Regions from separate parts of the Homo sapiens genome. Here region 2 is linked to region 1. A link is an interaction called in ENCODE POLR2A ChIA-PET data of the cell type or tissue named here. Cell type or tissue: PC-9. All regions are shown on one strand. Each heading gives the region's core, and the rest is flanking DNA. Links, peaks and the distances in the headings are about the cores only.

Region 1 (2,817 bases), core at 7-2,506:
TTTTATGACACTTTGCCACACTGTTTGTTATACATATCATGTTCAGGAGTTTGGTTCTCTCCCAAACTCAGATCCTAAAACCCTGCTTATCCCTCTGTATGTGAGCTCCAGAGGTGCCTTAAAGAGTATTTAGGTACTCCAAGTATCTACTCCTCTTTCTCTCTGAAAACACTGTGACCTCTTGGGATGGGACTTCCTGGTAAAAGATAAGAAAGCCAGGGACTCTGCGGTGCTGCTCTACTTTTATTTTTCAAAGATTAGACACTTTTGTAAACTTAAGACTTTTGCTTCTGGGGAGTTCAGTGCTGGCTTTCTGGTGTATTCTGCATCTTGCTTTTGTGGAAACAGAGCCCTGGGTCACTCTTAACACACTCTCCGGAGAGAAGTTGTATATCTCTCATATCCCACAGGCATCCCTACATTTAGGCTGAGAAAGAAGCTGCTAATGGAGTTTAAAAGGTTACTGTCATTAATGAAAAATAAATTTACAGCAGATGGCCTTCCTTCAAAGAAGGAACACTCAGAATGAACATTGTTAGATGAAATGAAAGACAGATTAGTCTTTGCAGTGCTTTCCTAGTGTGTTTTTCCCATTTCTGTTCATAAATGTCTGCCACCTTGGAGTCCTCCCTGGAACCTGATTAGACTTCACGGTCTTCATAATGTTCGAAGGTGAGCTCAGATCAATTTCCTGCATCTTTCCTGCCATGGTAAATCATTTATTGGGATGAATGTTTTACAAAGCCAGGCAAGAAGAAAACTCATGAAAAATGAATATGGTAGAATACACTATGCTGTCCTCCAGTGGTCTTCCAGGCTTCATCGTGTTTCAACTCTCGATGGCAGTGAAGCAGGTAGAACATTTCCCCTCATTTGGTCTTGCTGTGGCCATTTGAACTCAATTAACACATGATGTCATTGAGGCCAAGAGGCTGCGTTTTATTTATTTACATATCATTTGATTCACTCTGTTCTGAGGCCACAGATTTGTTAGTCTGATATAGCAAGCAACAGGGACAGTTAGTCATCACAATAGGGAGCAAGCTAGAAGTGGATGGATTAATGTTTACTCATTCTTACTGAAGATAAAGCAAACAAATGCAAGCAAGGACACTGACTCACTGGGTAGGTCATTAAGCCTTATTTCTAGGAACTGATGGAATAATATGCACATTTAAATTTAACAAATTCAAACTTATTCTTTAAAAATAACTTACTTTAGCCAGTGGGCAGAGTTAGAAGCCCACTTCTAACTCTGGGAGTTAAGTGGGAGGTAATTGAATAATTGGTTTTCTAATAATAAAGCTATTTTTTACCATTGAATATTTGAGTTATATCCCCTTGGATTATAAGATGCCATAATAATTATTAAAAATAAGACAAACAGAAAACCAGCATTGATAACCACAGTGACAACTTTGGTCCCCAACTGCATGAACCCTGCCTACTTTTCCTCTTGCCTTTGTCAGAAACTCTCATACTTCTGATGTCAGAAGATAATATGAGGAACGAAGATACAAATTTGTGTGCCTTTGATAGTATTAGACACATCTTATAATCTGATTTAGTTTAATCCTTATGGCCACCTGTCAAAATGGGTAGAATTATTCCCATTTTACCAATAAAGAAATTAAGGCTACACAATGTGCTTAAAGTCATATAATTAGTGAGAGTGAACCAGACTTCAATCAGGTGTGTCTCAAATTTAGATGATGCCTTGTAGACATTCTAAGTCTAATTAGGCAGAGATTAAAAAAAAAGAAGAAGAAGAAAAAAGAAAGCTAGAAGCACATCCAAAGGAGAAAAGAGGATGTCAGTAACACAGGGAGACTGATATGGTTTGGTTGTATCCCCACCCGAATCTCATCTTAAATTGTAGCTCCCATAATCCCCATGTGTCATGGGAAGGACCCCGTGGGAGGTAATTGAATAATGGGGGCAAGTCTTTCTCATGCTATTTTTGTGATAGTGAATAAATCTCAGGAGATCTGATGGTTTTATAAAGGACAGTTCTCCTACACATACTGTCTTGCCTACTGCCCTGTAAGATGTTCCTTTGCTCCTCCTTGGCCTTCTGTCATGATTGTGAGGCCTCCCCAGCCATGTGAGACTGTGAGTCCATTAAACCTCTTTTTCTTTATAAATTACCCAGTCTTGAGTATTTCTTCATAGCAGTTTGAAAATGGACTGTTACAGAGACAAACAGGAAAGATCAGAGATGACCAGAGCAACATTATAGAGCAGAGAAGAACACCAGTCCTCTGATATTATACCAAAAGAATGTAAATTAGAGGAAGAGCCTTCTAAATTGCTCTTGCAGATGACACCTTTCCATGGTTTTACCATCTTGACTGTTGTTTTTGTTTGTTTGTTTGTTTTGATGGAGTCTCGCTCTGTTGCCAGGCTGCAGTGCAATGGCACTATCATGGCTTACTGCAACTTCTGCCTCCTGGATTCAAGCAATTCTCGTGCCTCAGCCTCCCGAGTAGCTGGGATTACAGGCACACGCCACCACACCCAGCTAATTTTTGTATTTTTAGTAGAGCTGGGGTTTCACAGTGTTGGCCAGGCTGGTCTTGATCTCCTGACCTCGTGATTCACCTTCCTTGGCCTTCCAAAGTGCTGGGTTTACAGGCGTGAGCCACTGCACCCAGCCTTGACTGGTTTTTTGATTAAATCTCTCCAGAGCCCTACTTTGGGAATTTGTGCAGATACTCTGATGATGTCTTTTGTCAAGAGGAAGAACTCAGAATTATTTCTGATTGTCATGTAATTCCCAGAAGCATTCAGTATACTTGAATTAATAAGTCTTTTATA
Region 2 (2,817 bases), core at 294-2,793, 95 kb after region 1:
TTCAAGACAGCATTTAATTAAATTCTAAAATGTATGGTACAGTCTAGAATGAAGTAGATGCTTAGAAGACTAGTAGGGTCTTTAAATGTAGAGGTTTTCAGACATAGGAGAATTATGAATGGAACTGTAGATGATGAGTAATGAAGAAGAAAGCATATGCAAGGTATGCACTTAACTCACTGTTTCTTCATGAAATATTTTCTTCCATTTCTCCACCGTTCTAAATCTACTTTATTGGAATTTTTAAAACTTGGCCCAAGACTTTATAAGCCCTCTCTAAGAATCTCACCCATTGTTTCTCTATGAGAGTGTGAATTTTCTGAGGATCGGTTATCTCCTAATTTTACTCATTTTTTATATTGCCTACTGACTATTGCATAGGACCTAGCAAGGGACAGACATTCAATAAATACTTCGTGGATGAATGATGTGTTATTGTGTATCCCACAAAGCAGTCCAAGAAAGAGTGATTGTTTAATACATGTTTTCTAAGTCGGATTGAAAAAAAAAATCATGATTTCTTCCTTGAACCATGAATCTGGTGACTGAAAGAGTGAGTCTGGTGGGCTGAGTCTGAGAACCGAAGATGATCCTCACAAATTCAAGAGAAACTAGCAAAAGGTTGAGGTTAGAGTGGCCCTGCACACCTCCCTGGCAAAGCTGTGAAGGTCACAAAGGTGGCTTATGTTTCAGGAGTATATCCTGGGTGAAGTTGGTGAGGGGCTGTGTTCTATGTTCAGATATGCTGGTGTTTTCATTTTCACATGGGTGGTCCATGGTAACTGGGAGCTGTCTTACATTGTATATCTAGGAAGGTCCAGGTTTACACTGTCCCACTGTGCTTCAGAGATGGCAGCCTGATTTCCCTACCTTCAAAGATATTGACTCATTAGAATTTCCAGGTTAATCATTGGAAAACTTTTATGCTTAAATAGTCTTTTGACTCTTCAGGAGTGAAGTTGTCAAGACCATCTTTACCCAAACACTCATAGTACCCTCAGGCAAACCAGAAAGGAATCTTTACCTATTTTTTTTTTTATTTTGAATCTCTCATTCAAGAGACCTTTCATCTCCATTCAAGCAAAAGGCAAGCTCGGGAGCTTTCCCATACTTGAAGCTTGACACCAGCTTCTTGATTTTCCTTGATTGAGCGACTAGAGGGCACAGAAGCCCAGAATACTCTCAGTGATTCTCAAGGTGGGGGCTGCTTGTGGCATTTATGGTAGGCCAATTCTTTGTTTTTCAGGACAGCCCCCTGCATTGCAGGGCATCTGGCATTTCTAGTCATTAAGTGCCAGTAGAAGCCCTCAGTTACTGTGATAATTAAAAAGTCCCCACACATTTCCAAACACTCCCAGCAAGTGGTACCACCCCTTGTTTAAAACACTAGTATAGAATTGTTGGAGTGACTGAGACTGAAATGACTGAACAATGCCTCTATTCTTTCCAGTTGCTAATATGGGTGGTAGAATTCCCACCCATAGGATGCACCATATAGTAGCTTTGCATTTACAGGTACAAAGAGTAATGGGGCATTTCAAGCACACTGTAAACCTTCTCAGACAATTCAGAGAGGCAAGTGTGGGGAGCCCCGCCAACGGACACAGATGGGGAGGAACGCCAGCCTTGTCATACTGATTTATCAATTATACATTGTCTTCAGCTTACTCTTTACTGTGTTCAATCTGATTTCCTAACCTCCTATGTACAGAGTTTGTTTTTCTGCCACGTCTTTATTATCCTGGATTTATTCTATTCCTGGAAATGTTAAAACCTCTAAACTCCTATGGGAAGATGCAGAACCAGAGAGATTTGTACAATTAACTGACACAGTTTAGAATATTTTAAAAGGCTTGACAATATTCGTGTCATCATGCCATTGATGTTTACTTTATTGCATGTTGGGATGTACATTAAACATTGTAGCAGCTTAATACTGTGGAAAGATTAAGATCAGAAGACCTGAGTCTCTGCCTTCGGGTCCTGCTACAAATTGGTTGGGTGACATTCATTGGCCAACTCACTTCCTTTCTCTGAACTTTAATTTCCTCATATGAAAAAACTATGGGGCTGGACTTTTAGGAATTCAAGTCATTCTTTGAATTTTGAAGTTTAAAATATATAGAATTTTGATGGATTAGAGAAAATAAAAGAGAAAGAGAGAAAGAGGAAGGAAGGAAAAGGAAGGAAGGAAAGAAGGAAGGAAGGAAAGAAGGAAGGAAGGAAAGGAAGGAAGGAAGGAAAAGGAAGGAAGGAAAGAAGGAAGGAAGGAAAGAAGGAAGGAAGGCAAGGAAGGAAGGAAGGAAGGAAGAGAGGGAGGGAGGGAGGGGGGGAGGGAACTCTAAGCCACTAACATAAATTGACCATCTTTTTACTTTTTCCTTACTTAACCAAAATGGCAGTATAGTTATAATAGACTGTGTGGACTGAATCTAAAAGTAAGTTTTATGTGGATGTGTATACAATTGTGGTTGTGTATTGTATACCATTCAAGGTCATACTGCTAGTTCTGCCCCATCATTAAATATCAGTGAAACTGTCAGAAATGTCCTATTTTGCACATTAGTTTAATGGCATATATTAAATCCGTTATACATTAAGCACCATGGACTAAAAAATGATTAAGACAAAATACATATCTTTGGGGAGCACACAATCTAGAGAGAGGGATAGGCATGTAAAGAGACACACAGTGCCTGATAAGTGCAGTGCTAGAGTGGGATTTGAGTGTCATGGCAGTAGCAAGTGAGATGTGCCACTTATCTATGGATGTTGAAGTCAGGAAAAGCTAGCCAGAAGAGGTAGCATGTGAGTAAG

The links. Peaks named below come from ENCODE experiments on the same cell type or tissue, not always from the same donor. Only the 100,000 strongest peaks of a DNase experiment are listed, where the experiment ranks them.
Region 2: POLR2A ChIA-PET joins it to region 1 with 6 read pairs; 2 of 35 experiments call an interaction of 5 or more read pairs at or near these places.

What each region holds. Positions count from the first base shown.
Region 1 is chr3:117,852,241-117,855,057 of GRCh38, reverse strand. No RefSeq gene overlaps it. Among named protein-coding and RNA genes, the nearest start is that of LINC03051, 140 kb to the left of the region's middle. In PC-9, for the core only: no CTCF peak of the experiment used is centred there; a DNase peak (open chromatin) is centred at 1,027.
Region 2 is chr3:117,757,554-117,760,370 of GRCh38, reverse strand. All of the region lies in intron 3 of LOC101926953 (a long non-coding RNA gene), which reads right to left. Among named protein-coding and RNA genes, the nearest start is that of LINC02024, 68 kb to the right of the region's middle. In PC-9, for the core only: no CTCF peak of the experiment used is centred there; no DNase peak of the experiment used is centred there.